Linked DNA regions of Homo sapiens: region 2 is linked to region 1. The links are chromatin loops, found by intact Hi-C in ENCODE. Cell type or tissue: B cell. All regions are shown on one strand. Each heading gives the region's core, and the rest is flanking DNA. Links, peaks and the distances in the headings are about the cores only.

Evidence for each region. Peaks named below come from ENCODE experiments on the same cell type or tissue, not always from the same donor. Only the 100,000 strongest peaks of a DNase experiment are listed, where the experiment ranks them.
Region 2: it touches region 1 in a loop (2.9-fold over the local background); 1 of 110 quality-filtered maps calls a loop at or near these places.

What each region holds. Positions count from the first base shown.
Region 1 is chr17:62,100,108-62,117,161 of GRCh38, reverse strand. No RefSeq gene overlaps it. Among named protein-coding and RNA genes, the nearest start is that of MED13, 43 kb to the right of the region's middle. RefSeq lists enhancers at 9,996-10,558, 15,645-16,250. In B cell, for the core only: CTCF peaks have their summits at 7,320 and 7,520 (motif pointing right); a DNase peak (open chromatin) is centred at 7,501.
Region 2 is chr17:62,037,199-62,050,487 of GRCh38, reverse strand. The region is part of intron 3 of MED13 (mediator complex subunit 13); the gene reads left to right. Among named protein-coding and RNA genes, the nearest start is that of MED13, 21 kb to the left of the region's middle. RefSeq lists a silencer at 13,176-13,289. In B cell, for the core only: no CTCF peak of the experiment used is centred there; no DNase peak of the experiment used is centred there; H3K27ac peaks cover 744 bases.

The sequences.
Region 1 (17,054 bases), core at 5,527-10,526:
ATGACACCAACTTTTTTCATTTATTACCAACTTTAATTACATGACACCAAATGCAAAATGAAACTAATTATTCCTAATGCAGTTGTCCTATAAATATATTTTTTTCTATGTAGAATTTTTTTTTTTTTTTTGCCATCTGGAATATAAACTTGAAGATACCCATTCAAATGATGTGAATAGCATACCTGTTATTAAAGCTGTATGAATAGACCATTCCATTTGGGGAGAACATACAAGAGCAGTGATTTAAAATCCCAGGCCAGCAATGACTTGCATCATTGTCTTCAACTAATCAAAAAAAAAAGGAAATATAACCATAGTTTATCAGTGCTCATGACAACCCTAGGTAGTAATTGCTTAGCTCCTTTTTCAGGCTCATTTGCTTTTGCTTTTTGTTGAATGATTCCAGTGGTAAATAAAGCTTTTAATAATTTTGTAGAAAAAAATTATGTAGCAAGGCTTTTCAAGATTTGCTACAAAAAATTGGCAGTTAAGTTCTACAGTCTGATTATATCCCTCAACCATCAATCAGAAGGATGAACCAGTGTTTTCAAATGTATGTTTTAGGAATCCAGTTAAAATTAGTCCTTTGGTAGTTTGTTTTATTTTTATTTTCTTTTTTCTTTTTTTTTTTTTTTTTGAGACTGAGTTTCGCTCTTGTTGACCAGGCTGGAGTTGGAGTGCAATGGCATGATCTTGGCTCACCACAACCTCTGCCTCCTGGGTTCAAGCGATTCTCCTGCCCCAGCCTCCCGAGTAGCTGGGATTACAGGCGTGTGCCACCACGCCCGGCTAATTTTGTACTTTTAGTAGAGATGGGGTTTCTCCATGTTGGTCAGGCTGGTCTCCAACTCCCGACCTCAGGTGATCTGCCTGCCTTAGCCTCCCAAAGTGCGGGATTACAGGTGTGAGCCACTGCTCCCAGCCTTATTTTATTTTTTTATGTGACATTTGATGCATATGAAAGAATACAGGTGATGTGTAAATGTGAAATATAATAAAATGAGTCCCTGTTCCCTGCCACCCAGTGTAAGAACTAGAACATTACTTTTGCCTTTTTACCTTGTTCTTGTTCTTCTCCCTATCCCACTCTTCTATCCCCCTTGTCAAGAGGTAACCACTATCCTGAATTTTGAGTATTTCACTCTTGCTTTGTGTGTGTGTGTGTGTGTGTGTGTGTGTGTGTGTGTGTGTGTGACAAGTTCCTGCTCTGTCGCCCAGGCTGGAGGCTGGAGTGCAGTGGCGCAATCTCGGCTCACCGTAACCTCCATCTCCCGTGTTCAAGCATTATCTTGCCTCATTCTCCTGAGTAGCTAGAATTACAGGCTTGTGCCACCACGCCCAGCTAATTTTTGTATTTTTAGTAGGGAGGGGGTTTCACCATGTTGACCAGGCTGTGCTCAAACTCCTGACCTCAAGTGATCCACCTGCCTGGGCCTCCAAAAGTGCTGGGATTACAGGCCTGAGCCACCATGCCCAGCCTCACTCTTGCATTTTAAAAGTAATTTCATCATGCACAGTCAATATTTCTTTTTTTCTTTTCTTTTCTTTCTTTCTTTTTTTTTGTGGGGGGGGGATGAAGTCTCGCTCTGTAGCCCAGGCTAGAGTGAAGTGGCATGATCTCGGCTCACTGCAGCCTCAGCCTCCTGGGTTCAAGCAATTCTCCTGCCTCAGCCTCCCAAGTATCTGGGATTACAGCCACGTGCCACTGCACCCAGCTAATTTTTTGTATTTTTTAGTAGAGATGGGGTTTTACCATGTTGGCCAGGCTGGTCTTGAACTCCCAACCTCAGGTGATCTGCCCACCTAGGCCTCCCAAAATGCTAGGATTACAGGCGTGAGCCACCACGCCCTGCCGCATGTCAGTATTTCTAACCAATATATTATTTAGTTTTGTTTGTGAGCATTATAAAAATTATACTCTGTATGCAATCTCCTGCCGTCTGCTTTTTTCACTTAGCAGTGTTTCTAAGATTCATCAACTTTGTTACATATGGCTGAAGCAGTGTTTTATTACCTGCTTTTTCCTCTCAGCATTGTGTTTCTAAGCTACATCCTTGTTGCTGTATATCTGTAGGCCCTTGGGCTTTCTCTCTCAGCCAGTTTCCTTATCTTAAAATAGAAACAATAATAGTAATTACTACGTAGGGCTATTGTGAGCACTAATATAACTATTGTTATGTTTCCTTTTAAAAAAAAGTCTTCTGGTAGCTTCTTTGTTCTTTTTAGGTGCTCTGGCTTTTTTTCTCTGGGACTTTTAAGGTGTTAATTTTTGGCATTGGTGATGTTTCATCACAATATGTCTAGGTGTAGAGTTCTGTTTGTCATTCTTGATATGTGCTGTGCTTTCTTTGTCCATGGATTCATCTTTAATCAGTTCAGTAAATCTTTTCTTTGGAGATGGAGTCTCATTCTGTCACCCAGGCTGGAGTGCAGTGGCATGATCTCAGCTCACTGCAACCTCTGCCTCCTGGCTTCAATCAATTCTCTTGCCTTAGCCTCCTGAGTAGCTGGTATTACAGGTGTCCATCACCACATCCAGATAATTTTTGTATTTTTGGTAGAGACGGGGTTTCACCATGTTGGCCAGGCTCGTTTTGAGCTCCTGACCTTAGGTGATCCAACTGCCTCAGCCTCCCAAAGAGCTGGGATTATAGGCATGAGCCACTGCACCTGGCCTCAGGAAAATTTTTGAACTGATACTTCTCAATATTGCCTTTTTCCTATCTATTCTTTCCCTTTGGAACTCTAATTAGACATATGTTAAATTTTGTTCTGCCTTCCATGCCTTTTAACCTCCATGCCTTTTAACTTGCTGTGCTGAATTTTGGGTGATTTCCTCAGATATAAATTCCTGGTCACTAATTCTGTCTTTAGCTATTTTTATTCTATTTTTAACACATTCACTGAGTCACTAATTTCAAAATCTATATATATTGGTCCTAAAAGTTCTATTTGGTTCTTTTTCTAATTTTTCTGGTCATTTTAATAGTTCCTTGCTTCTTTCTCTATTTCATTCCATATTTGGTTTCTTTAAGTTGTTCATAAATCTTACTTAATAATCTGTATATGACAATTCTGATTCCAATTCTTCATTTCTTACAGATACAAATTTATTGTTTGTTGTTTCTATTCATCCTAACTCATGATGTCTTATAGGGCAGTGGCATGACCTCAGCTCACTGCAACCTCCACCTCCTGGGTTCAAGTGATTCTCCTGACTCAGCCTCCCGAGTAGCTGCGATTACAGGCACATGCTACCATGCATGGCTAATTTTTTGTATTTTCAGTAGAGACGGGGTTTCACTATGTTGGCCTGGCTAGTCTTGAACTCCTGACCTCATGATCTGCCCACCTTGGCCTCCCAAACTGCTGGGATTACAGGCATGAGCCACTGCGCCCAGCCAGTGATTCCAATGATTTTTTTCTTAATTGTGAGCTTATATTTTATTTAACTTAATTGTGGAAATCCCAAGGACACGCACTGAGAGTTGCTTTCCTCCAGAGAGTACCTGCATTTGATTCTGTAGGGAGCTCTCAGATAAAATTGATCAGGGATCTCTGAAGCTCCCTTTGCAGAATCAGGCTCAATGACTCAGGTGTAATTGCCACACCTTGCAGTGCACTTCCAAGCTTAGTCTCCTTGTTCTAGGACTGGTACTGGCTGGTACTGGCCTTTCCGACTTTTATGCTTATTGTTTCCCGTTCTTGTTTGAACTCACTTTTTAAAAAATTTTTGACCCCTTTCATGAAACCCTAGAAAAAATTAAAAATGTATGTTAGTTGTAATTCAAATCAAGATTTAATATATCTTAGCTAATGGGCCCTTTATCCAGCTTTCCAGGTTACCAAAAATAGATGTTCACACAATATTTCTAGCCAAGTAACAATTATTGGATAAAAGTTGTGGAGGATTCTTCCTTTAGTATAATTTTTTTTTTTTTTTAGATAGAGTCTTGCTCTATCACCAGGCTGGAGTGCAGTGGCACCATCTCTGCTCACTGCAAACTTCACCTCCAGGTTCAAGAGATTCTCCTGAGCCTCAGCCTCCTGAGTAACTGGGACTACAGATGCCCACCACCATGCCCAGCTAATTTTTGTATTTTTAGTAGAGGCGGGGTTTCACCATGTTGGCCAGGATGGTCTCAATCTCCTGACTTCGTGATCCACCCGCCTTGGCCTCCCAAAGTGCTGGGATTACAGGTATGAGCCACCGCGCCCAGCTGCTAAGCTCTTTATAAACATTGTTTCATTGGCTACTTACAACAACCCTGTAAGATGGGTATCAATATCCCAATTTGACAGTCGAGAATACTGAGAGTCACAGAGACCAAAGTGTAAGATGTTGGTACCATTATTGAGGAACTCCTTATTTTCACTGTGAAATAATATACAGTTATATATATATATCTGATGATGAAGGGCAGAGGGTTCCTCAAGGTGAATTCAGAACTACCATATCTCAACTACCTGGAAGATTTTATTGCAAGTAATGAGCAGTATTTTATAAGGATGCATGCATGTCCCCCAGGGTGCCTGCTATGCTAAAACCTCCACCTTGAAGAAGCAATGTGCTTTTGATAAAAGCAACTTTAGCTATGAAGACTCCATTGCAATTTGTACAGCTGTGTAATCGAAACTACTAAAAGGCAAGTTAATATATTATTCTACTCACAGAATAGCAGTTTGATTCCTATGACTTCTTGGCACATCTGTTTGGGATATAAATCCTAAGCAGACTGAGCTGTCACTTTCTAAATCTTCAAAATGCTTTACTAAGCAAAGTCTTTAGTGTGGTTAAGGGGAGAAAAAAAATTAATAGACTCCCAAGTGAGTGGAGTAGTCTAGCTCACTGCACAGTGTTTAAGGCAGGTGCAGGCGAGACTGGGGACTTGAAGAAGGTGCACTTTGAGTTAGAGAATACACACATGCCTACAAGCACCAGAAGGTGAGTCCTCTTGCCAACTAGATAATTAGAGAGGGTCTTTGGGGAATAGGTTGCCCATGTTTACAACGTGTTTAATTTTTCTTACTGGCAAGAGTTAAAATTACAATTAAGTAGGCTTGATTAGAGATGCCAATTATTACTGGCCTTCCCCATATCCCTTTGGAGTAAAATCCCTACCCACTCAACTTACTGAGTGGGCAATGGGCCACATGACCATGACTGCAGCGAATTGGTCACCTGGTCCACGGGTGTGGCCTTAAGCTGTATCCAGTGACCTATGCCTCTTGAGCTTTGGTTTAAAAAGTTAAGCAGAAGTCAAATCTTCCCTCTTGGGAACTCACAATAAAGTGTCACAAAGGAAAGCTTTGATTTTTTATGAGCTGAAACTGAAAAGCCACAGAGCTTCGGGAGCTAGAGTGGCTTTTTTTTTTCTTTTTTTTTCAGCCAGGGGCAACGGGAATAAGCTGAAAAGGCTGGTCCAGAGAGGGTGGTGCTGATTCACTGAGAGGTTAAAAAGCCCCTAGAGGGCCGGGTGTGGTGGCTTATGTCTGTAATCCTGGCACTTTGGGAGGCCAAGGCGGGTGGATCACCTGAGGTCAGGAGTTTGAGACCAGCCTGACAAACATGGTAAAATTCTGTCTCTACTAAATACATAAAAAAAATTAGCTGGGCATAGTGGTGCATGCCTACAATCCCAGCTACTTGGGAGGCTGAGGCGGGAGAATGGCTTGAACCAGGGAGGCAGTGGTTGCAGTGAGCCAAGATTGTGCCATTACACTCCAGCCTGGGCAGCAAGAGCAAAATAAAATTCCATCTAAAAAAAAAAAAGCCCTAGAGAAAGGAGGCAGTGGCTGTTCCCTAGTGCTACTGCTGTAGTTCCAATCCTTTCCAACGCTGTGAGGTTCAGTTGACTCAGGGTGTGGTACACATTTGTTTTTCCTATGAACCATCCTTTTGAATTGTCTTTGAGTAATGAGTAACTTGTCTCTAGTAAATTGACTGTCTGTTTCTTGCAACCAAAATAACAGTGTGGATCAGACTGTGGATCATCAGTATCCTGTCTAATGCTGCTGTGGGTGTTAGTACGTAGACTGTATTCCAAAGTCCCCTACTTCTTTCCTGTTTTAGTAGGGCTCTTACATTACAAGTGGCAGAAAGCCACATCAAACTGGTCTATAAAGGGGAATTTATTGGAAGGGCTGGAGTATCTGATGAAAAAACCAAGTCTGGAAAAGGACAATGGTATTCTTGGGCCTCAGGAACAACTAGAACCGAGAGCTCAAGCCCTGTCAGGACTCTAGCTCTAACTCTTGTCTCTGCTTCTCTCTACATATTTTTTTATAAGTTTAGTTTGTTGTTGTTTTGCTTTGTTTTCAGAGATAAGGTCTCATTCTATCACCCAGGCTGGAGTGCAGTGGCACTCATCATAGCTCACTGCAGCCTTCAAGTCCTGGGCTCAAGGGATCTTCCTGCCTCAGCCTCTCGTGTACCTCGGGACTACAGGTGTACGCCACCATGCCCAGCTTTGAAAAATTCTTGGCTGAGGTCAGTGGCTCACGCCTGTAATCCCAGCACTTTGGGAGGCCAAGGTGGGCAGATCATGAGGTCAGGAGACCTCATGGTTAACCAGGAGACCAGCCTGGTTAACATGGTAAAACCCCGTCTTTACTAAAAATACAAAAATTAGGCCGGGTGTGATGGCTCATGCCTGTAATCCCAACACTTTGGAAGGCTGAGGTGGGCAGATCACGAGGTCAGGAAATCGAGACCATGGTAAAACCATGGTGAAACCCTGTCTCTACTAAAATACAAAAAATTAGCCAGGCATGGTGGCACACTCCAGTAGCCCCAGCTACTCAGGAGGCTGAGGCAGGGGAATTGCTTGAACTCGGGAGGCGGAGCCTGCAGAGAGCTGAGATTGTGCCACTGCACTCCAGCCTGGCGACTGGGCAAGACTCCATCTCGGGGGAAAAAAAATCTTTCTTCTTCATACAGACTAACTTCTATATATATATGATGATCTTTGAGAGCATCCCAATGTCCTAAAGAGACTGTATGGCTTGTTAAAGCATAGGACCTGAGTCAGCTTGAGTCAGGTTGAGCTGGTTTTAAACCCAAGCTAAGCCATCAACTAACAGGGAACTGTTGGCCTTTTAGCTTAACCTTGACTTCTATATAACCGCCCCCCAACCCCATGAGCCTTGATTTCCTTTTCTAGAGGGTGGAGATGAAAAATAGGTGCCTACCTTCCAGGGTTGTTGTGAAGATTATTTATGATAATGTTTATAAAGCATTTAGTTCAGTATCTGGCATTCAGGTTAGTACTTATGACTTTCCTGCCAAATTCAAAACCTCAAAAGCCTTCTCCTTTAAGAACATAGATCTTAGTCTATCTTGATACATCAGCAAGTTGCAGGAGGTGAATTGAATTACAAGGGACCCTGCAGAAGTAAGGCATGCCAGGATCTGATAGCAGCTCTCTGAAGTAGCTCCATTAAACTGTCACTGGAGGGTGCTAATACGCCTGGGGACATTTTAGCAGGCTCTAGCACTGAAACTCACTGCTAGGCTAGGTGCACCCACCCATGGCCACCGGAGGGTGCCAGATCCTCAGGATGGGGAGCTGGCCCAGACACATTCTCAACTGGCCTAGAAGACTGTTCTTGGAGAACTAGCTGAGCTAGGGTAAGCAAGGAGGACCAATCAAGGAGCAGGTGCCTTACTAGCTTATTGGGGGTGCCATGCCAGGCAGGAACTCTGGAGACCTGGGACAAGACTCTAAGCAAACACTGAGCCTCAGGAAATTCTCTACATGGTCTTGGTCTAGGTTGCAGTCTCAAACTATCATGTCAAAGGGATCAAGCTGAAGAATCAGGGAACTGTTTTGTTTGTTTGTTTGTTTTTTGTTTTGAGACGGAGTTTCACTCTTGTTGCCCAGGCTGGAGTGCAATGGTGTGATCTCTGCTCACTGCAACCTCCGCCTCCTGGGTTTAAGCGATTCTCCTGCCTCAGCCTCCCAAGTAACGGATTACAGGCATGCGCCACCATGCCCAGCTAATTTTGTATTTTTAGTAGATATGGGGGTTTCTCCATGTTGGTCAGACTGGTCTCAAACTCCCGACCTCAGGTGATCTGCCCGCCTCGGCCTCCCAAAGTACTAGGATTACAGGCGTGAGCCACCACGCCCTGCTAGAAGAAGGGAAGTGTTAAGACATCAATACAAGAGCGCTGGGGATATTAGGAACCTGATTTGAGTTGAAGAACCTATACGGAAGTCAGACATGGCCAAGAGAGTGAGATAAAGGATGGAGCCCAGAGATATGACCCAAGACAAAGGTAGCAGAGGCCAGGAACCTTTGACAGACCATCTGTCCTGCAGGCTGCCATCTGGGAGGGGTCTGCTTAAAGTGTTGAAGTCATTCAGACTAAACTGTACAATTATTATTTCAGTCTAAAGTAAACTCTACTGATTAACTCAGTTATCCTCTAAGATAATAGATATTAAAACACAAAGGTACTTAATATGCAATTATCTAATGAGTAAAAATGATTTGTCACTTATTATATAAACTGCAGGTCTTTGTGCACCATCAGAAATCTCATTATGGTATAAAGTTGTAGAAAAAAAAGCACTAGTAGTAAAAGTTCAGAGGTGATTTTAAAAACATTTATTGGGCTGCAAAAATATAGAAAATATAGAAAAGGATAAAGAATAAAACAAAAAAATTATTTCTACTCTCATCAATTTTAATTGGTGTTTTTTTTTTAAGAGACGGGGTCTTACTATGTTGCCCAGGCTGGTCTCAAGGGATCTTCCCACCTCGGCCTCCCAAAGTGCTGGGATTACAGGCATGAGCCACTGTTTCAGCCTTTAATTGTTCTTTTAATTTTATTTTAAAAATGTAGTTTATGATTTATTCAGTTTGCTATTTTGCCTTTTTTTTTTTTTTTTTTTTTGAGACAGAGTTTTGCTCTTGTTGCCCAGGCTGGAGTGCAGTGGCACAATCTTGGCTCACTGCAACCTCCGCCTCCATGGTTCAAGCCATTCTCCTGCCTTAGACTCCCGAGTAGTTGGGATTACAGGCACCTGCCACCATGCCCAGCTAATTTTGTATTTTTAGTAGAGACAGGGTTTCTCCATGTTGGTCAGACTGGTCTCGAACTCCTGACTTCAGGTGATCCACCCGCCTCGGTCTCCCAAAGTGCTGGGATTACAGGCGTGAGCCACACTGCACCTGGCCCTATTTTGCCTTTTACACCTACCATTGTCTCATAAGTATCTTTATGTAACAAAATTATTTTTAATGACTGCATATGGGAGCCATGAATTTCATCTATATATATCATAAATTACTATAACACTTTCACCATTGTTGAATATTCAGTTGTTTCCAATTCTAAATTACATTATGATAAATACTTTTGTGCACAAAACTACATTCACATTTCTGATTAGTTTTTTGTTGTTGTTGTTGTTGTTTTGAGAGGAAGTTTCGCTCTTGTTGCCCAGGCTGGAGTGCAATGGCACAATCCCAGCTCACCGCAACCTCTGCCTCCCAGGTTCAAGTGATTCTCCTGCCTCAGCCTCCCAAGTAGCTGGGATTACAGGCATGTGTCGCCATGCCTGGCTAATATTGTAGTTTTAGTAGAGACAGGGTTTCTCCATGTTGGTCAGGCTGGTCTGGAACTCCCGACCTTAGGTGATCCACCTGCCTCGGTCTCCCAAAGTGCTGGGATTACAGGTGTGAGCCACTGTGACTGGCCTCTGATTAGATTCTTAAAATTAGTAGTTCAAAGAGTCTGAGCATTTTTTTTTTCAGATGGAATTTTGCTCTGTTGCCCAAGTTGGAGTACAGTGGTGTGATCTTGGCTCACTGAAACCTCCACTGCCTGGGTTCAAGCAATTCTCCCGCCTCAGCCTCCCTAGTAGCTGGGATTATAGGTGTGCACCACCATGCCTGGCTAATTTTTGCATTTTTAGTAGAGACAGAGTTTCACCATGTTGGCCAGGCTGGTCTTGGACTCCTGATCTCAAGTGATCTGTATGCCTTGGCCTCCCAAAGTGCTGGGATTACAGGCATGAGCCACCACACCCGGCCAGCATTTATTTTTATTATGATAACTTGCTGTAGCTAATATATTTCTTTTATGTAACTGAATTTATTTATTTTGGCATTTTTTTCTATTGACTTAATGATTACAATGTTTTTCTTTAAGAGCAAGATGAATATCATATTTTCTTCTAGTATTTTAAGATGTTATCTTCTTATATTTAATGCTCTAAATCAGCAGGGTTTCCTTCTGAGATATATGAGGTGAGAATTACAGTATTCTTATGGAAAGGCAAAGTACTTGTGACAGGGCTCCCTGCTTGTGGAAAAACAGCCACTGGTCTGGGTAAAGAGGACTCATGGTGTGTCCCGACTTACTCCTGGGTGACTCTAGCTCTATGCTAGGTGCCTGTACTAGGCACTATGAACCGCAGACATTTGGATTTTGCTTTTATTTATTGTAGCTACAGGAGGATTTCCAAGAATAGAAATGTTTCCTCTACTCCCTAGTGTTTTGAAATAGAGAAGTCACCTGGCCATTTCACTGCCAAGTTTATGAGATAGTAAAATCCAAACACTTAAGTGTTCATCTAGGTCTGTCTGAACAGCACCAGGCTCTAATGTTCCAAACACATTACTACAGGATGCTGGATACCTGGAGATGATGCTTCCAGACCACGAAGGTGGCCATGGTAAATGATAACCCATTCTTATGTCAGCTAGTTGATATCAACCAGCCTAGCTTCTTCTGCAGAGACTGACTGTTGCCCGAGCCACAGATCACTTATCTTGGGGCCATATGACCCTGCTGCACTGTTAAAGGTGTTGGTTTCAATGGTGTAGGGCTTTTTGCTTCCAGGTAAGTCAAAGCTGGGAAAGAGACAAGTAAGTCTTCAACTGCTAGAGTGCTTTATCTAACTCTATAACTAGGGAAACTTCTTCCTTTTGAGAAGGTAAATTTTGGTTTAGTAAAAGCAGAAGGCTGTAAGAATCCCAGGAATAATTGTACCTGGCTGGGTACAAAGTTTACAGCCATGATGTAGATAACCATGGGGCTCTCTAGCCCAATTCTTGGAGTTGGCTTGGAGTGACGCTTTGGCCAGTGGTCAAGGAACCTGGCTCCTGGGCTTATGTTCAGATTGGGAAAGTATTTCAGGAGATTGTGCAGGTACATATGACCTCCCCAAAGTCACACACAATGCTATTCCTTAAATGACTGAGACTCTACATAGGCAAAAGGCAATGCCATGATTTAGACTTACCAATCTATAAGGCAGTTTTTCTCTCATTTTCCTTCCAAATCTGGATAAAGTTGTAGGCTCCTTGAAGTTTTTATTTTGTAAAGACCTGTGCTAGAAGTTAGAAATCAGAGCAGACAGAGATCTCAGATAGAGGACTCAGAAGTGGTAATTCCATAGAGGCAGAAAGCCTCTTAAATCAGCCTCTCCACCTCCCGCATCCCAGGCCCATACCCTTTCTTTATCATAAAGGGCACTGGGGCTGGGAAGAAGGAGGTGGAGAGGCTGACTAAAACTGTCACGAAAAGGAGGGGGTCAATGACAGCTGCTTAAGGTCTCTGCCTCTGCCTCTTAAGGGACTATATGGGGAGGGTTGTCACATGGCACCAGATCTATTGTATCATCCCATTTACATAACAGGGAAGCTGCTTCACTTCTGTGTCTAAAAGCACTTTGCTCCAACTTGTGCTGAGCCAGAACTCTGGAAACAGAGATCATGGGTGAGATAGGGTTTGGTTGGGGGTGAGGGTGAGGGAAGGCACACGCTATGATGATGGCAGAAACATAGCAAAGGGGAGAAGGAATGGGGTTTTTCCAGGACAAGGGTGAGTCCTGGGCCTCCAGTGGAAGATAAGAATTGAGAGGCAGCATGAACATTGAGTGTCCCTAGTTTTTATCTATGCTGCAGTGGCCTCAACTCAGGTGGGAGAGAGACAAACTGGATCAGAGAAAGCTGCCTGAGCCCCCTGAGTCCATTGTTGTTTAGATCTCAAGAGTGGAACCCACAAACCTGAGCTCCCCTGGGATGGGAAACATGTCCTGTGACTAAGGACCAGGCTGCTCCATGGGCCGAGGATCAGGCTGTCCCATAGCCTGAGGCCCAGATGATCATCCGGTGCAGTAGATGGCATGTCTTTGCACCAGGCATTGATGGACAAAGTAGCCTGCCCTTTCTCAGACAAGCTCCGCCACCCGGTCTGCTAATCATGGAGCAAATAGAAAATGCCTACAAAATTAGCTGGGCATCATGGTGCAGGCCTGTAATCCCAGCTACTTGGGAGGCTGAGGCAGGAGAATTGCTTGAAACAAGGAGGAAAACGTTGCACTGAGCTGAGATCACGCCATTCCAGCATTCCAGCCTGGGTGACAAGAACAAAACTCCATCTCAGAAGAAAAAAAAAAAAAAAGAGAAAAAAAAAAAAGAAAATGCCAACTAGTTGAATTGAAACATACTTCACTTCATTTGGCCAACTGGCCATTTCCAGACACATTTTTCTCCATTGTTATTTTTAAACTACCATTGAATCTTAACTCAGTTATTTTAAATGATAACAAAGGAATGGAATTGCAATTTGCCTGTTTTCCTAAAAATCTTTCTATTAATATAAATGAATATATTTATTTCCCAAAATAAATGAGACAAAACCATAGTTACCATTGAATACAGCCAACATATTTATCATGTCATCAGAGTAAATTGCATGATGCAGGGCTAGGAATTCGTAACTTGTTCCCAGAATAATATTTATATTAACCTTCCCTCTACCCATCCATCTTTGCCTTCTCAGGTAAAAAAAAAAAATAGTTTTTAGAGGTCTCACTCTAAACAACAGAGAACTCTAAACAACAGAGGTCTCACTCTAAACAACAGAGGTCTCACTCTGTTGTTCAGGCTGGACTGCGGTGGTGTGATCATAGCTCACTGTAACTTCAAACTCTTGGGCTCAACCCATCCTCTCACCTCAGCCTCCCAAGTAGATAGGACTACAGGCACATACCACCATGCCCGGCTAATTTATTTTTATTTTAATTTTTTTAGACGGAGTCTTGCTCTGTCACCCAGGCTGGAGGGCAGTAGCATGATTTCAGCACACTGCAACCTCCATCTCCCGGGTTCAAGCAATTCTCCTGCCTCAGCCTCCCAAGCAGCCGGGACCACAGTCACGAACCACCACGCCCCGCTAATTTGTTGTATTTTTAGTAGAGACGGGGTTTCACCGTGTTGACCAGGCTGGTCTCGAACTCCTGGCCTCAAGTTATCTGCCTGCCTCGGCCTCCCAAAGTGCTGGGATTACAGGCATTAGCCACTGTGCCTGGCCAAAAGGGTTTTATTGTTTGCTTGTTTTTTGTTTTTTAAATTTGAACTTGACATTGTGAACATATCAGGTAAAGTTGAGCTCATCACATCTGAAAGATATGAACTGTCATTTTTGTATCTGAAGATGATATGCTATAACTATTCCTTCTGCTGATTTAGGCTTTGAGTTGCTTTACAAATTGTACTGGCAGATTTTCCTTGATCAACCTTCTGCCATCAGAGTCTGTATTAGTGAGAGTTCTTCAATCATACAAAACAGAAACAGACTGGATGACTTGAGTAGGAGAGAACTGTTTTGGGAGGATAATAGGTAGCAGATGGGACTCATGGGAAAGCTAGAGAGTCTGCTTGGAGGACAGGAAGCCGGGCAACTCTAGAGGTTAAGGTGGCTGGGGGCACAACGCTGGGACAATAGGTGCCAACCAGCTTTTAGTGTCTAGGTCGTGCCATTCAAGATTCAAATCTTTTTTTTTTTTTTCTGAGACAGCGCCTCACTTTGTCACCCAGGGTGGAGTGCAGTGGTGTGATCTCGGCTCACTGCAACCTTGACCTCCTGGGCTAAAGCGATCCTCTCACCTCAGCCCCGCAGGTAGCTGGGACTACAGGTGCACGCCACCAGGCCCAGCTAATTTTTTTGTATTTTTTTTGTAGAGCCAGGGTTTCGCCATGTTGCTCAGGCTGGTCTCAAACTCCTGTGCTCAAGTGATCCATCAGCCTTAGCCTCCCAAAGTGCTAGGATTACAGGTGTGAGCCACCGTGCCCAGCCCTAAGATTCAAATCTAAGGAAACAGTCTGTTCACCTCGCTCCCTGGCTAGGAAAGAACAAGGCAGTTTGATTTCTAGTCCCATCAAGACTGTACACCATAGAGGAAAGGTATTGTCCCAATCAGAGTGCTTTACCAAAATAAGCCCTGTGTGGCACTAGGGCTCGAAGCCCCAACTGCCCAAAGTGGATCTAGTCCTGAGCGTCCCAGGGACTCATGCTGTCCTTCAACGGCCTCTGTGACTATCCCAGGCTCTAATCTTGAATCCTCGCTACTCCTCCAGGCCAACAGGACCACCACATGTCATTGTCCTCTACCACTGAGGCTGGGGCTCTGGATATAGTGAGAAAGTTTCCTACAATTACAATCTTCATAGCCAACAGAAAATATCTTTTGTCTATGAAGAAATCATAGTTTTTAGGCCCCCAGAATGTCATGTGGATCTTTCAGATTTCAGTTCTCCACCTGAACTCTCTAAGTGAGAGTATTTGAGTGTCTGTATCATACTCAGAGATACTTGTCCTTGCCAAAGACACCAGTGTTCTAAACTTAGGGACTCTTTTTTTTTTTTTTTTGAGCCAGAGTCTCGCTCCGTCACCCAGGCTAGAGTGCAGTGGTATGATCTGGGCTCACTGCAACCTCTGCCTCTTGGGTTCAAACTATTCTCATGCCTCAGCCTCTCAAGTAGCTGGGGTTACAAGCGGTCGCCACCATGCCCAGCTAATTTTTGTATTTTTAGTAGAGATGGGGTTTCACCATGTTGGCCAGGCTGGTCTCAAACTCCTGGCGTTGTGACTCCTGACCTCAAGTGATCCGCCCACCTCGGCCTACCAAAGCACTGGGATTATAAGCGTGAGCCACCATGCCTGGCCTCCTTAGGGACATTTTTCATCTCCTTTCAGTCAACATCAGGTGACTTCTCCGCTTGATTATACAAGCCCCTCTTCAAAAGCTGTCCCTTTCCAGTGTCTCAGGGATTTTACTAGTCCCAAAATTTTCCAGACCATTTTCCTCATGAAACGAAGACTCCCGCTCATCTTTGGCATTCCAGAAACATCCAAATTGAGTCCCTAATGTGACAGAGTTTATGTATCAGCTTGGGATAGGGTGCACAAAGCATGTTTTGCATAAGAGGCTCTTTGTTGTGTTTAAAAGGCTAAACTTAGATCACAGGCCAGGGTACATGGTAGGGGTTGGGGTCAGCTCAGTGAAGATGAATTGCTTGAAACTTCAGCTTGAATTCTGTAGCAACAGAAAGCAACTAACTTGCCTTCCTGCTGCTTATGGTGCCAGCGCTTATGGTGCCATTCTGATAAGAATCAGCACAGTGGGAGTAAGGTCAAGAGTCCAGAGGACTCACAGGGCTGAGGAATATGTGTTACCGGCATTAAAACTCGAAATGCACTTTCCCACAGAAACACTTTTATAAATAGTGGTCAGGATCTTTAGTATTATGAGTACAATATTTCAGGTACATTACGGTTCTGTGAGCTTTTGTGGGCTGGCCTTGGGGCAGAGCCACCATTTGTAATATTGTTTCTATAGGAAAACTTGTTCCCAGTTCCAGACAACAGACCAATAAATAAACTAATAAGCTGGGGATTGCCTATTTTGAAGATTTTTGCCAGTGAATACAATAGATTCACAGGCTTTTACAGTCAGTCAAACTCAGCTTATAGACTTGTGGTCCAAGATGTTGGCCCTGAGCCCAGAAGCCCTCTACTGCCCCTTTGTCCTCTCTCTGCTGAACACTTTGATTTAATTCCCCTAAACCCCTAGAGTCCATTAACCACTACTGTCTCTATCCCCAGGTCCACCTGCAGGCATTCTGCTAAGGCAAAAGCTGAGTACCTCTCATTCTAAGCTTTGTCATTGAAATGTTTCAGGATTACAAAACATTTATGCCAGGTGTGGTGGCTCAGGCCTGTAATCCCAGCACTTTGGGAAGCCCAGGCAGATGGATTACTTGAGGTCAGGAGTTTGAGACCAGCCTGGGCAACATAACAAAACACCATCTCTACTAAAAAAATAAAAATTAGCTGGGCTTGGTGGCGCACACCTGTAATCCCAGCTACTCGGGAGGCTGAGGCAGGAGAATCACCTGAACCCGGGAGGTGGACATTGCAATGAGCAGAGATCACGCCATTGCACTCCAGCCTGGACAACAGAGTGAGACTCCATCTCAAAAAAAAAAAAAAAAGAGATTTAAGGAATCACGAATGAGTATGTACCCATCTTAGAAATAAAATATCACCCGTACAGTTGAAGCTCCCGTAGCCTGTGCCTGCTCTCATGTCATCTCCCTGCTATTCCAGAAGTAATCCCTTTCCTGAAATCAGGCATTATCATGGCCATGTAACTTCTCAGCCACTCTGTTCACTAAACCTGGGCTTCCCTTCTGCTAGGATGGTAGATGTGTTGAAGGTGGGAAAAGACAGTCTGGGGAATATGGACCAGGTGATCCTGGCCCTAACCCAAGTGTTCAGGGATGGGGACTCAGCCTATATTATAGAGATGTCATTTTAGGAAGTAGAGAAAACATTCAATATGTCTCAGACCCATATTCTAGGAGGATCCTGGGAGGAGCAGGCCAGGAAGAATTGGGACAGGGTATCTCTCAAGCTGGGTTTCTTTAGCCCAGCAAATGGTCTATGTCTGGCAAGCATGAAATCAAAACCAGGAAATCAGATAAAAGGGTGGGCAAGAAAGGGAAAGTCTTGCCAGAGAGGGTACCTCTGAGTCTAACATTTCTAGACTACAGGAACAGGACAATAAGAGATCAAAGTCCATTCACTCACTCAGTCATTCAGTCAGTCATTCGACAAGTCCATCCCTGCCTGGGTCACAAGCAATGTGCTAGACATTACAGGGGAGGACTGTAAATAAGAACAAGAAATAATGTCTGCTCTTGAAGAAACTCATAGATTAGAACACAAGAGAGACACAAAAATATTA
Region 2 (13,289 bases), core at 3,332-8,331, 64 kb after region 1:
CTACCATTGAAATTCTATTGACTTTCTATTGAGAGGTTAGCTATCTTACTTCCCCCGACTCAACACTTGGATATTGGCACTTTTGCACACACTTCTTTTCCCTCTCCTTTTCCTTTTTTTTTTTTTTCTGATACGGAGTTTCACTCTTGTTGCCCAGGCTGGAGCGCAATGGTATGATCTCGGCTCACTGCAACCTCTGCCTCCCAGGTTCAAGTGATTCTCCTGCCTCAGCCTCCTGAGTAGCTGGGATTACAGGCGTCTGCCATCATACCCAGCTAATTTTTGTGTTTTTAGTAGAGACAGGTTTCGCCATGTTGGCTAGGCTGGTCTTGAACTCTTGACCTCAAGTGATCCACTCACCTTGACCTCCCAAAGTGCTGGGATTACAGGCATGAGCCGCTGCACCTGGCTTCCTCTCCCTTTCCTTATCTTGCCAATATAGTTATAAGTTTTGGTAAAAACAATATTTGTTTATACTCTTATAATTTTATAAATATTATTTGTAACTGAGCCATAGTATATTGAAACACATTTCATTTCATTCTTTTTTTTTTTTTGGAGACAGAGCCTCACTCTGTCACCCAGGCTGGAGTGCAGTGGCGCGATCTCAGCTCACTGCAAGCTCTGCCTCCCTGGTTCACGCCATTCTCCTGCCTCAGCCTCCCGAGTAGCTGGGACTACAGGTGCCCGCCACCACGCCCAGCTAATTTTTTGTATTTTTAGTAGAGATGGGGTTTCACCATGTAGCCAGGATGGTCTCGATCTCCTGACCTTGTGATCCGCCCACCTCGGCCTCCCCAAGTGCTGGGATTACAGGCGTGAGCCACGGCGCCCAGCCTTCACATTTCATTTCTTGTACATCGTTTTGTTTTCCCAGGTGTTAATGATTATCCCTTTTTTTCACTTAATTATTAATGTTATGAGTTAGTAAACACCTGCCTGTACTCTGCCACTTTTTTTGTAAATAAAGTTTTGTTGTAACACAGCCATGCTCATTCATTGATAGATTGTTTTATGCCTGCTTTCACACTAGAGCAGAGTTAAATAGTTATGATAGAGACAGATGGCTTGCAAAGCTGAAAATACTTAGCCTGAAATATTTTCTAGCTGACTTTTTGTAGTTTGCTGACTCCTGATCTGTGTACCTGTTGGTAGTTCATCAGTAGACTATCTATTAGAAGTATAAATCACTTCTCCCTACCTTCAAGGACTTTGTATAATCTTATGAGTTTCCCTTTTTTTCTCCTCTTGTTAATTAATATCCCTGTTGTTACCCTTCATTCTTCTTTTCCGATTTGGATTAGTAGTTCTGTAGTCCTGTTTCACAGTAGTCATCTTGGGGATTCTCTTTGCTTTTCCCTTCTTGTTGGATCCCTCATTTCTCATTTCTCCTTTTTTTTTTTTTTTTTGTCTTATTTACTGTTATGGTGGTGCCCAACCTGAGAGTAGTTTCCTGAGAGTGCAAGGATGGTGATACTTTTGAGATCCTCTGTGTTGGAATTCTGAGTCAAACCGCAGAATTGCAGGCTCTTAAGTTTCTTTCTTTTCTATCCTTATAATTGATAGTTTTGACTGGGTATAGAATCTTTGATTAGCAACCCTCTTAGACTTCTGGGTACTAAAATGCTAACTGGAGGTTCTGTGTATGTGAGTAGCTTATGACATTGCAGGCTTTACTAGAGTGAATGATCTGGGGACTTGACTCTTTTTATTGGGTGCCTGTCACCCACCTGCCAGTATTTGTACGCTCTGTCACCTGCTTAAGTAGTTTTCCCAGAGGAGACTTTCAGTACTCTGACTAGAGGGTATAAGCTGGGCTGCCAGTGTTTAGTGAACCTATTGGGGAAAGGAGGTTTGGAGGTGGGGCTCACTTACATAGTGGTTAAATTTTCACTTAATCTTTTAAATACATCATCTCAGCTGTATCTGAATATCTCTAATTCTGAGTCCCTCTGTTTCAACCATTTCAAAGAGTGGACCTCTTAAGTTTTTCACTGATCTGGAAGAAAGTGGAGAGGCTCTAATATCTTTGAACTTTCATTCCTTCTGCTTTCTTTTTCTTTCCTTTTTTTTTTTTTTTTTTTTTTTTGAAACAGTCTCACTCTGTCAGGCTGGAGTACAGTGGTGCAATCTTGGCTCACTTCAACCTCCACCTCCCAGGTTCAAGCGGTTCTCATGCCTCAGCCTCCCAAGTAGCTGGGACCACAGACACTAGCCACCACGACTGGCTAATTTTTGTATTTTTAAGGAGACGGGGTTTCGCCATGTTGGCTAGGCTGGTCTTGATCTCCTGGCCTCAAGTGTTCTGCCCACCTCAGCCTCCCAAAGTGCTGGGATTACAGGTGTGAGCCACTGTGTCCAGCCCCTTCTCTTTTCAGTTACACCTATATATCCACCTTCAGGGATATATATATACATATATACATATATATATATATATATATGTATATGTATATGTATATGTATATATGTATATATACCAGTACCTTCAACTTCTGAGCCTTTCTGGGATTCTGTGGTTTGACTCAGTTTATAACTTTGTAAGTTTAACCACTGCACCCGGCTTTCTTTATGAAAAACTCTTAAAAGGCTATTGATAATTGAAAATATAGGCTCACACCTGTAATCCACCACTAAGGGGCCGAGGTGGGAGGATGGCTTGAGACCAGGAGTTTGAGAGCAGCCTGGGAAACATAGCTAGACCCCCGTCTCTCTCTCTCTCTCTCTTTTTTAATGATCTTATTTTATTTATTTATTTGTTTGTTTATTTTTACTTTAAGTTCTGCAATACATGTGCAGAACGTGCAGGTTTGTTAATAGATACATAAGTGCCGTGGTGGTTTGCTGCACCTATCAGCCCGTCATCTGGGTTTTAAGCCCCATATGCATTAGGTATTTGTCCTTATGCTCTCCCTCTCCATGCTCCCTATCCCCTAACAGGCCCCAGTCTGTGATGTTCCCCTCCCTGTGTCCATGTGTTCTCACTGTTCAACTCCCACTTTTGAGTGAGAACATACAGTGTTTGGTTTTCTGTTCTTGTGTTAGTTTGCTGAGGATGATGGTTTCCAGCTTCATCCATGTCCCTGCAAAGGACATAAACTCATTCTTTTTGTTTTTGAGATGAAGTCTTGCTCTATCGCCCAGGGTGGAGTACAGTGGCATGATTTCAGCTCACTGCAACCTCCACCTCCTGGATTCAAGCAATTCTCCTGCCTTAGCCTCCCGAGTAGCTGGGATTATAGGCACCCACCAGCACGCCCGGCTAATTTTTGTATTTTTAGTAGAGACGGGGTTTCACCATGTTAGCCAGACTGGTCTCGAACTCCTGACCTCAGGTAATCCGCCCATGTCGGCCTCCCAAAGGCCTGGGATTACAGGCGTGAGCCACCATGCCCAGCCGAACTCATTCTTTTTTTATGGCTGCAGACCCCCGTCTCTTTAAAAAAAAAAAAAAGCTGGGCACAGTGGCACACACTCTGAAGTGGGACTTCAGAGTCCCAGCTACTCTGAAGACTGAGGTGGGAGGATCACTTGAGCTCAGAAGATTGAGGCTGCATTGAGTTAGGATTGTGCTGTTGTACTCCAGCCTGGGCAACAGAGCAAGACCCTGTCTTAAAAAAAAAAAATTGAAATTATAACTTTTTTTTTTTGAGATAAGGTCTCTTATTTTGTCACCCAGGCTGGAGTGCAGTGGCACAATCATGGCTCATTGCAGCCCAAACTGCCAGGCTCAAGTAGTCCTCACACCTCAGCCTCCCATGTAGCTGGGACCACAGGTGCACGCTACCAAGGCTGGTTAATTTTTGTAGATTTTGTAGAGACAAGATATCACCATGTTGCCTAGGCTGGTCTTGAACTGAGCTCAAGCTACCCACCATCTTTGGCCTCGCAAAGTGCTAGGATTACAGGCATGAGCCAGTGTACCTGGCCAAAAATACAACTTTTAATTGGATATTTTCATGAATCCAACAGATGCTGCTTGTTATTTAACCATGTAATTGAGCACTAGTGTTTTTCCATGGGCTGACCCATTTAGGAGGGGAACTAAATTAAGATTGTATTTTATTAGTGAAGTGTTACCAGAAATAGTATATGCTCTTTCGAGTTACTCTTGAACCATAGTTGTGGTATAATAACTGACTTTATTCTGGAAAGATAAATGCTGCTCCTCAAATCTCTTTTTTACAGGAACTTTCTTACCCTTTTTCCTTCTTTGGAAAAGCAAGTAGGACAAAAATCAAGCAGCTAAGTCTATCTTTAAGTTATTACTTCGGACTTCTTTTCTGTTGAATTCAGTGGAATGATATAGGGAAGGTAGATAAAGATTGATTATAAATTAATGCATTTCTAGACCATTCTGAAACATAAGTATTATATAGACTGTTTTTGTTGACTAATCAATTCACTTTTGGTATAAGTATTCTGAAAAAAGAACAAGAGTTGTAAAGAAAGAAAATTTATGATGTGAAACTACTTTGACCTGAACAAAGGAGAAAATAATATTGCTTACCTTTTTATCTTCTTTTTCCTTTCTTTAAAATTTTTAAAGAAAAAAATCTCATTTTCTGATAATCTGGACCTACATGTAGTTGTGTGTTTAACAGTCTTTAGGGACTGAAAGAGAGGAAATAGAATCAAATTCTAGGGATACAGCTAGGTTACCTGTAAAGAATCCCGCAAGTGTAAGAGTAACCACAGGAACAAACCAGTCTTCAGATAATTGGTTTAAAGAATGATGACCAGTGTTTTCTTGAATAGTTTAGGTGTTTTCCTACATTGCTGGGGACTGGATCACATGACAGGCATTGAGTTTTCTAGTGAGCCCACAAGCAAATGGGTTGTAGTAAGTACCACTGACTTAATGTAGGTTTTAGTCTCTTCTATAAAAGATATTCTGAACTTGCCATGTTTGAGAGTGCATTTGAAAAAGATTATCTTGAATAAGAACTTTTTTTTTTTTTAAATAGAGACAGGGTCTTGCTCTGTGCCCAAGATGGATGGCAGTAGCGCAATCATAACTCATTGCAGCCACAAACTTCTGGGCCTAATTGGTTCTCCCACCTCAGCCTCCAGAGTAGCTGGGACTACAGGCACACACCAACCACGCCTGGCCAAGAACTTTCTTAAGATTGTGTTTGGTTAAGCTTTTTGTCATGTTGAATCTGTTGTAGCCATTTAGCTGAGTGTGCGGTAAAGTTTGTGTATTTAGCAAAAGTTTTAAATGCTTCTAGGAGGGTATACAGAATAGAAACATACTAGTAAAGAATTCTTTTTTTAGACAGCTAGTTCAGTATCTTACGTATATAGTGACATAGGAGGTTTTGTTAAGTGGCAGATGAGATTGTGTATAGGAGGGAAATAGTTAATAGGGAACATGTTTGATTTTAATACATACTTTAATCTTACCCCATTCCCTCAACTATATATAATTGATTTCTATGGAAAAAATATGTTGTTAAATCTTTTTTGATATATTTACTGTATGTAAAATAGTTATCTTTAATTCCAATTTTAAAAGGCAATATAGGCCAGATGTGGTGGCTCATGCCTGTAATCCCAGCACTTTGGGAGGCCAAGGCAGGCAGATCACTTGAGGTCAGGAGTTCGAGACTAGCCTGGCCAACATGGTGAAACCCTGTCTCTACTAAAAGTACAAAAATGAGCCAGGTATGGTGGCATGTGCCTGTAATTCCAGCTACTTGGGAGGCTGAGGCAGGAGAATCACTTAACCCGGGAGGTGGAGGTTGCAGTGAGCAGAGATCGTGCCACTGCACTCCAGCCTGGGTGACAAGAGTGAAACTCCATCTCAAAAAAGGCAATATAGAGTATTACATGTTATATATGTGTGTTTGTATGTCTATATTACATTATGTGTATACATATAGACATGTACATATAGGATATAATAAATCCTTGCTGGATATAACATAAAGAAAATAGGATTAAATATTTGGTTCAATATGTTCTAAGCCTTTGTATTAGAATAATTAGAGCCCTGGAATTAGTAGTAAAAAACTTAGTCCATAGAGAGTGATAAATTTTTGATTTTGTGGGATAAAGCAGTAAAAGTTCACAGGAAGGAAAGGATGGCTGTTGTTAATGGCCATTGTATTGGGCAGTGTAGATGTAGAACATTTTCATCATTGCAGAAAGTTATTTTTTTGGGTGGTATTGCTTACACAAGAACCTTTATATTTATAATTAAAACAGTACTTTTGGTGCTTCAATAAAGAAATTCATCGATTTTTTTTTTTTAAGGAAGTAAATGAAAGAATATGCTTTAAATTTCACCCATAAAGCTGTGTTTATTTTCTGCCATATGTATGGCTTTTACATTATCTCGTGCTCTCCAAAACTGATTAAAAATAGGCACCATGAGATGTAAGTCTCCCCTGAAAATGTATTATTAACCATTAGTAGCGTTAGGATGTCCTTTGGTTAGGTTTCTCACTGTCTCCGAAAAGGCAAATTTCTAGAGAAGCTAGGAGCTATTGCTGTTAGGTTTTTTATGGACTCATTTCCTCTCTTCCTGTCATCTAATGTACTGTCCAGTAGAAGTATAATGTGAGCCACATAGGTAATTTAAAATTTTCTACTAGGCACATTTAAAAAGCTAAAAAAAAACTAAATGTATAGGCAAAATTAATTGTAATATATTTTTTAATTCAGTAAGTCCAAAATAATATCATGTCAGCATATAATTAACTATGCAGAAGGTTTTAATGAAATAGTTTACTTTTTGTACTGCTTTTGAAATTAGGTGTGTGTGCTGTGCTTAGAGTATATCTCAGTTTGGATTGGCCACATTTTAAGTCACCAATAGTTATATGTGTGTATTGGCTATTGTATTTACAACACAGTTCTAGGGGTTTAAGCCCAGTTGAACTTGGTAGTGTTTATTAGTGAAAGGTACCTTCTCTGGTGGTCAGTGAACCCTTCTGGAATTGTATGCTAAATTGTGAGTATGCTTTAGAATCTCAAAGGCAAGAAGAATCCCGTACCTTGTATCAGTCAGGGTATGAACTCTCTGCTAAATTAGGTGTAGTTACTTCAGCAGACTGGATGTGCCTTTTTATTGTTTTCCCTGTAGCCTGTCTATAATGTTTTGTCCTTAATGTCTGTCATCAAGATTATTATGTATCATTTCTGAAATCTTAAATGATGATGTCACTAGAATTTGCATGGTCAATTTTCTACATTTTCATGCTTTCTAGAACGTTTATGAGAAAAATGCTAAGACTTCTCCTATTTTTCCTCCTTGTTGAGGTTTTCTTACAATAATTTTTCTTTCTTTCTTTCTTTCTTTTTTTTTTTTTTTTTTTTTTTTTTTTGGAGACAGGGTCTTGCTTTGTCTCCTAGGCCAGAGTACAGTGGTGTAATCTTGACTCACTCCAACCTCTGCCTCCTGGGCGCAAACAATTCTCCTGCCTCAGCCTCCCAAATACTCAGGACTTAGGAGTACACCACCACACCTGACTAAGTTTTGTAATTTAGGTAGAGATGGGGTTTCTCTGCTGGCCATGTTGACCAGGCTGGTCTCTAACTCCTAGCCTCAAGTGATCCTCCAGCCTCAGCCTCTCAAAGTACTGGGATTACAGGTGTGAGCCACCATGCCCAGCCTTTCTTACCGTAATTTCTTTCTATAATTCTTACTGTAGACTCTTACAAATCTGTCCAAGCTCATACAGCTATCAAGTGTTGGAGCTGCATTTTAGGCATGAAAAATATGAGGTAGATTATGGACCCCTATAGACCGATATGTCTCCTACACATGTATTTTTTTTAAGTTACAGGAAATAGTAAAAACCATAATACTTAAAAACAACAATAAAAAGCAGCATTTTGCAGAACACTTGAAGTGGTAAACCAGAATAATGTTGTTGCTAAGTTTTGTGGGGTTTTTTTGGTTTTTTTTTTTTTTTTTTTTGAGATGAAACCTTGCTCTGTCACCAGGCTGGAGTGCAGTGGCGCAATCTCGGCTCATTGCAACTGCCACCTCCCAGGTTCAAGCGATTCTCCTGCCTCAGCCTCCCGAGTAGCTGGGACTACAGGCGTGTGCCACCATGCCCAGCTAATTTTTATGTTTTTAGTAGAGTCGGGGTTTCACCGTGTTAGCCAGGATGGTCTTGATTTCTTGACCTCATGATCCACCCGCCTTGGCCTCCCAAAGTGTTGGGATTACAGGCATCAGCCCCCGTGCCTGGCCACTTTCTAAGTATTATTTACTGTATAATGTAAGTAATATGTTCACTGAGTGAGCAGAAATATGTACAGGATTCACAGGTAAGATGTTAACTTCTGGATTTTAGTATAGATCTTTTGTTCATGGAGCTATGTTAATAATACCTGATACTGGTATTATACCTGTAAATTTAAAAATTTAAAAGTTACTCTGAAGGCTGTAGAAATACAGATTAATGATTCCCAAACTTGTCTGGATGTGGGAATCACCTGGAGAGCTTACAAAAAATTATTGATGCCTGTGTCTTAACCTGGGACTGTAATCTGGGCTTTGGAAATTTTAGAAGATCCTAATGTAAGACAAGTTTGGAAACTTTTGAATTCACGGAATAAAAATAATCTCAGAATTAAGATGGCTAGGGGAGGCTGGGCACAGTGGCTCATGCTTGTAATCCCTGCACTTTGGGAGGCCAAGACAGGAGGATTGCTTAAGCTCAGGAGTTCAAGACCAGCCTGGACAACATAGTGAGACCTCATCTCTACAAAAAATAAATTCTAAAAATTATCTGGACATAGTGGCTCACACCTGTAGTCCCACCTAACTTCGTTGGCTGAGGCAGGAAAATCGCTTGAGCTCAGGAGGTGGAAGCTGCAGTGAATTCTGATCATGCCACTGCACTCCAGCCTGAGTGACAGAGCAAGGCCCTGTCTCAAAGGAAAAAAAAAAAGATGACTACAGTTTCTTTTTATTGTGGTAAAATGTACGTAACAAAACTTAATAATTTTTCAGTGTACAGTTCAGTGGCATTAAGTACATTCACATTGTTAACCATCACCACTATCTATCTGCAGAACTTTTTCATCATCCCAAACTGAATGTGTACTCATAAAATTTTATGAGTGGCAGCTCTTCAATTTTTCTTTTCTTTTCTTCTGCTTCAGATAACCACCATTCTACTTTGTCTGTCTAGAAACTTGACTATTGCAGGTACCTCATATGAGTGGAATCATGTAGTATTTGTCCTTTTTTGTCTGGGTTATTTCAGTAAGCATAAAATCTTCAAGATTCATTTATGAAGCATGTGATAGAATTCCCCTTATTTTTAAGGCTGAATAGTATTCCGTTGTATGTATATACTACATTTTGTTTATGTATTAATCTGTAAATGGTATTTGGGTTGTTTTCACCTTTTGGCTATTGTGAATAATGCTGCTATGAACATTGGTCTGCATATCTCTCATCAAGTCCCTGCTTTAAGTTCCTTTGGGTGTCTACCCAGAAGTGGAATTGCTGGATCATATGGTAATTTGAAGTACAATTTTTGGAGGAATTTCCATACTGCTTTCCATGGTGGCTGCACTATTTTACATTCCCAAAGGCAATGCAGAGGAGTGCCATTTTCTCCACATCCTCATCAACACTTGTTATTTCCTGTTTTTTTTAAAGCTATTTTTATGGGTGTGAGGTGGTATCTTACTGTGTTTTTGGTTTGCATTTCCCTAATGATTAGTGATGTGTTGAGCATGTTATGTGTTTATCGGCCATTTTTATATCATTTTTGGAGAAACGACTTTTGAAGTCTTTTGCCCATTTTTTTAATTGGTTGATAGGGTGTTTAGAGTTTGAAGTCAGCATTCTCTTTACTAGTATTATGATTTTAACACAAGCCATTTAACCTCTTTGTGCCTCGGATTCTCTACTGGCAAATGGGATATCATTTTTCTGTAGCTGCTTAATACAAATGCTAGAAATAGGTTTGATGTGGCACTGCCTAATCTAGCATACATATGGAATTGTTGCTGTTAGAGCAGCCAGCTTTAATCTATAAGCACGTCTTCATTTTCTGTTTTAGAAATAATCTTTTGATTAATTTCAGTACTTAATTTGAGGAACTTTTTTTTCCACGATGGAAGATTGTTCAAGTTTCATTTATAAAATTCTGCCTCATTCATAACTTTTTGTTTTAGATATTGTAGTGTGAGCTCATGGAGAGCAACAGTATTCTCTGCAATCCTTTATAGTAACTAATAATACTTCGAATTGTTATTGTGGTGACATGTTTTTGTTTTAACTCACTTTTCTGAGTGTTAAATACCAAAAATGTTTGATGGGATGATACAAATAACATTTCTCCTTGGAAAAAAAGCAAGTCTGAATTTACTATGTTAGTATTTTCTAATTGTTTTATAATATTCTCTGACTAGAATATTGCCTTTAATATAAGGATTTCGGAGATTTGGGTGTGGTGGTGCACACCTGTAGTTCAAGCTACTTAAGAGGCTGCGGCAGGAGGATCACTTGAGGTTGGGAGTTTGAGGCTGTAGTGCTCCGCGACTGTGCCTGTGAATAGCCACTGCACTCCATCCTGGGTAACATAGGGAGACTGCCATCTCTTAAAAAAAATTTCAGGCCGGCACAGTGGCTCACGCCTGTAATTCCAGCACTTTGGGATGCCAAGGTGGGCGGATCACCTGAGGTTAGGTGTTCAAGACCAGTCTGGCCAATACATGGCAAAACCCCGTCTCTACTAAAAGAATACAAAAAAAACTAGCCGGACGCAGTGGCAGGCGCCTGTCATCCCAGCTACTTGGGAGGCTGAGGCAAGAGAATTGCTTGAACCCGGGAGGCGGAGTTTGCAGTGAGCCAAGATCACGCCATTGCACTCCAACCTTGGTGACAAGAGTGAAACTGTCTCAAAAAAAAAAAAAAAAAAAAAAATCTTGGCTGGGTGCGGTGGTTCATGCCTGTAATTTATAGCACTTTGGGAGGCCGAGGTAGGCAGATCACTTGAGGTCAGGAGTTTGAGACCAGCCTGGCCAACATGGTAAAACCCTGTCTCTACTAAAAATACAAAAATTAGCTGGGCATGGTCATGGGTGCCTGTAATCCCAGCTACTCAGGAGGCAGAGGAAGAAGAATCGCTTTAACCTGGGAAGTGGAGGCTGCAGTGAGCCAAGGTCGCACCACTGCACTCCATCTTGGGCAACAGAGCAAGAAACTTGTATCACATATTTAGAATATTGTTTCCCTCCAGTATCACATACAAACTTGGTTTATTTTAAACCACTGAATGTTACAATAAGATCAGACTATTGTATATTGGGATTACATGCTAGCAGTATAGGAGGTAGTGATTCTTTGATCATAGACTGCTGGGATTGAGTGTTGTTAGTAAATAGGGTAGTGGCAGATAAACAGTGGGAGCTGAGACCATTGGTTACATGTTTTGTACTTTGGAATACTGGATTGCTACAAAGACTCCTTGGAGACCAATTTATCCCTTTATATCAAGAAGCCAAATTTTATTTTCTTATTTAACAGATAAAATGGGGCCAGATGAGGTTAGCTTATGCTTGTAATCTCAGCACTTTGGGAGGCCAAGGTGGAGGGATTGCTTGAGGCCAAGAGTTTGAGGCCAGCCTGGGCAACATAGTGAGCCCCCCCGCCCCTGCCATCCCTAGGGGGAAAAAAAAAATTAGCTGGGTGTGGTAGCGCACACCTGTAGTCCCAGCTACTCAAGAGGGTGAGATGGGAGGATTTCTTGAGTCCAGTAGTTTGAGGCTGCAGCAAGCTACGATTGTATCACTGCACTCCAGTGAGAACCTGTCTCTAAACCATAAAATTAAAAAATGAAGTGGGTAAGTGCTCATTGGAAAGACTGTTAGGGAACTTGAAAGATGACTTTTATGATTTTATACATACTAGAGTAAACTTATTTTCCTAAATAATATTTAAGATAGGTCAAATTAATGTATATTTAAACATTTCCCATATTATAATATTTTCAGGAAAATAGATTTTTAAAATGTTAAAAATGCTTTTAAAATAATTTTTAAAATCTTTTAAAATGTTTTTAAAATAATTTTTAAAATTATTTTAAAATGCTTTGTCATGAGAAAAATCCATTTTAAATATCTTTTTTTGTTTGGAGACTGGAGGGCAGTGGTGTCATCATAGCTCACTGCACCCTCAACCTCTCAGGCTCAGATGTTCCTTCTACCTCAGCCTCAGCCTCTCGAGTAGCTGGGACCACAGGCATGCACCACACCCCACCTAGCTAATTTTTAATTTTTTTGTGGAGATGGGGTCTTATGCTGCCTAGGCTGGTCCCAAACCCCTGGGCTCAAGCCCAACTCCTCTTGCCTCAGCCTCCCAAGTGCTGAGATAACAGGCATGACTGGCTGTTTTTAAATTCTCTTATTTAATATTTCATGTATGAAATGAAACAGTTGAAAACTGTGTTTTTAAGAACTATACTCCACTGATTAAAGGAACAGTAGATAAAAGGTTATAAAATTCAGGTCTCCTAGCCGCTGTGTCTTTTTTTTTTTTTTTTTTTTTTTTTTTTTTGAGATGAAGTCTCACTCTGTTGCCCAGGCTGAAGTGCAGTGGCAAGATCTCAACCCACTGCAATCTCTGCCTCCCTGGGTTCAAGTGATTCTCCTGCCTCAGCCTCCTTAGTAACTGGGATTACAGGTGTGTGCCACCACACCCAGCTAATTTTTGTATTTTTAGTAGAAACAGAATTTCACCTTGTTGGCCAGGCTGGTCTCAAATTGCTGGGCTCAAACGATCCACCTGCCTTGCCCTCCCGAAGTGCTGGGATTACAGGCCTCTTTGTCTTTTTTTTTTTTTTTTTGAGATGGAGTCTTGCTCTGTCACCCAGGCTGGAGTGCAGTGGTGTGATCTTGGCTCACTGCAACCTGCGTCTCCTGGGTTCAAGCGATTCTCATGCCTCAGCCTCCTGAGTAGCTGGGATTACAGGCGCATACCACTGCACCTCCGGCTAATTTTTGTATTTTTAGTAGAGATGGGGTTTTGCCAAGTTGGCCAGGCTGGTCTCAAACTCCTGACCTCAGGTGATCCACCCACCTCAGCCTCCCAAAGTGCTGGGATTACAGGCATGAGCCACCACTCCCAGCCATTGTCACTGCTTTCTTAACAAGAATGATAAGGTTTTTGTTTGTTTTTTGTTTTAGTTATATTATTTTTAGTTTTTCTGTCAGTTACATTAATTTTTATTTTATTTTATTTTTATTTACTTATATGTTTTTTGAGACAGTCTTACTCTGTCGCCCATGCTGTAATGCAGTGGTGTGATCTTGGC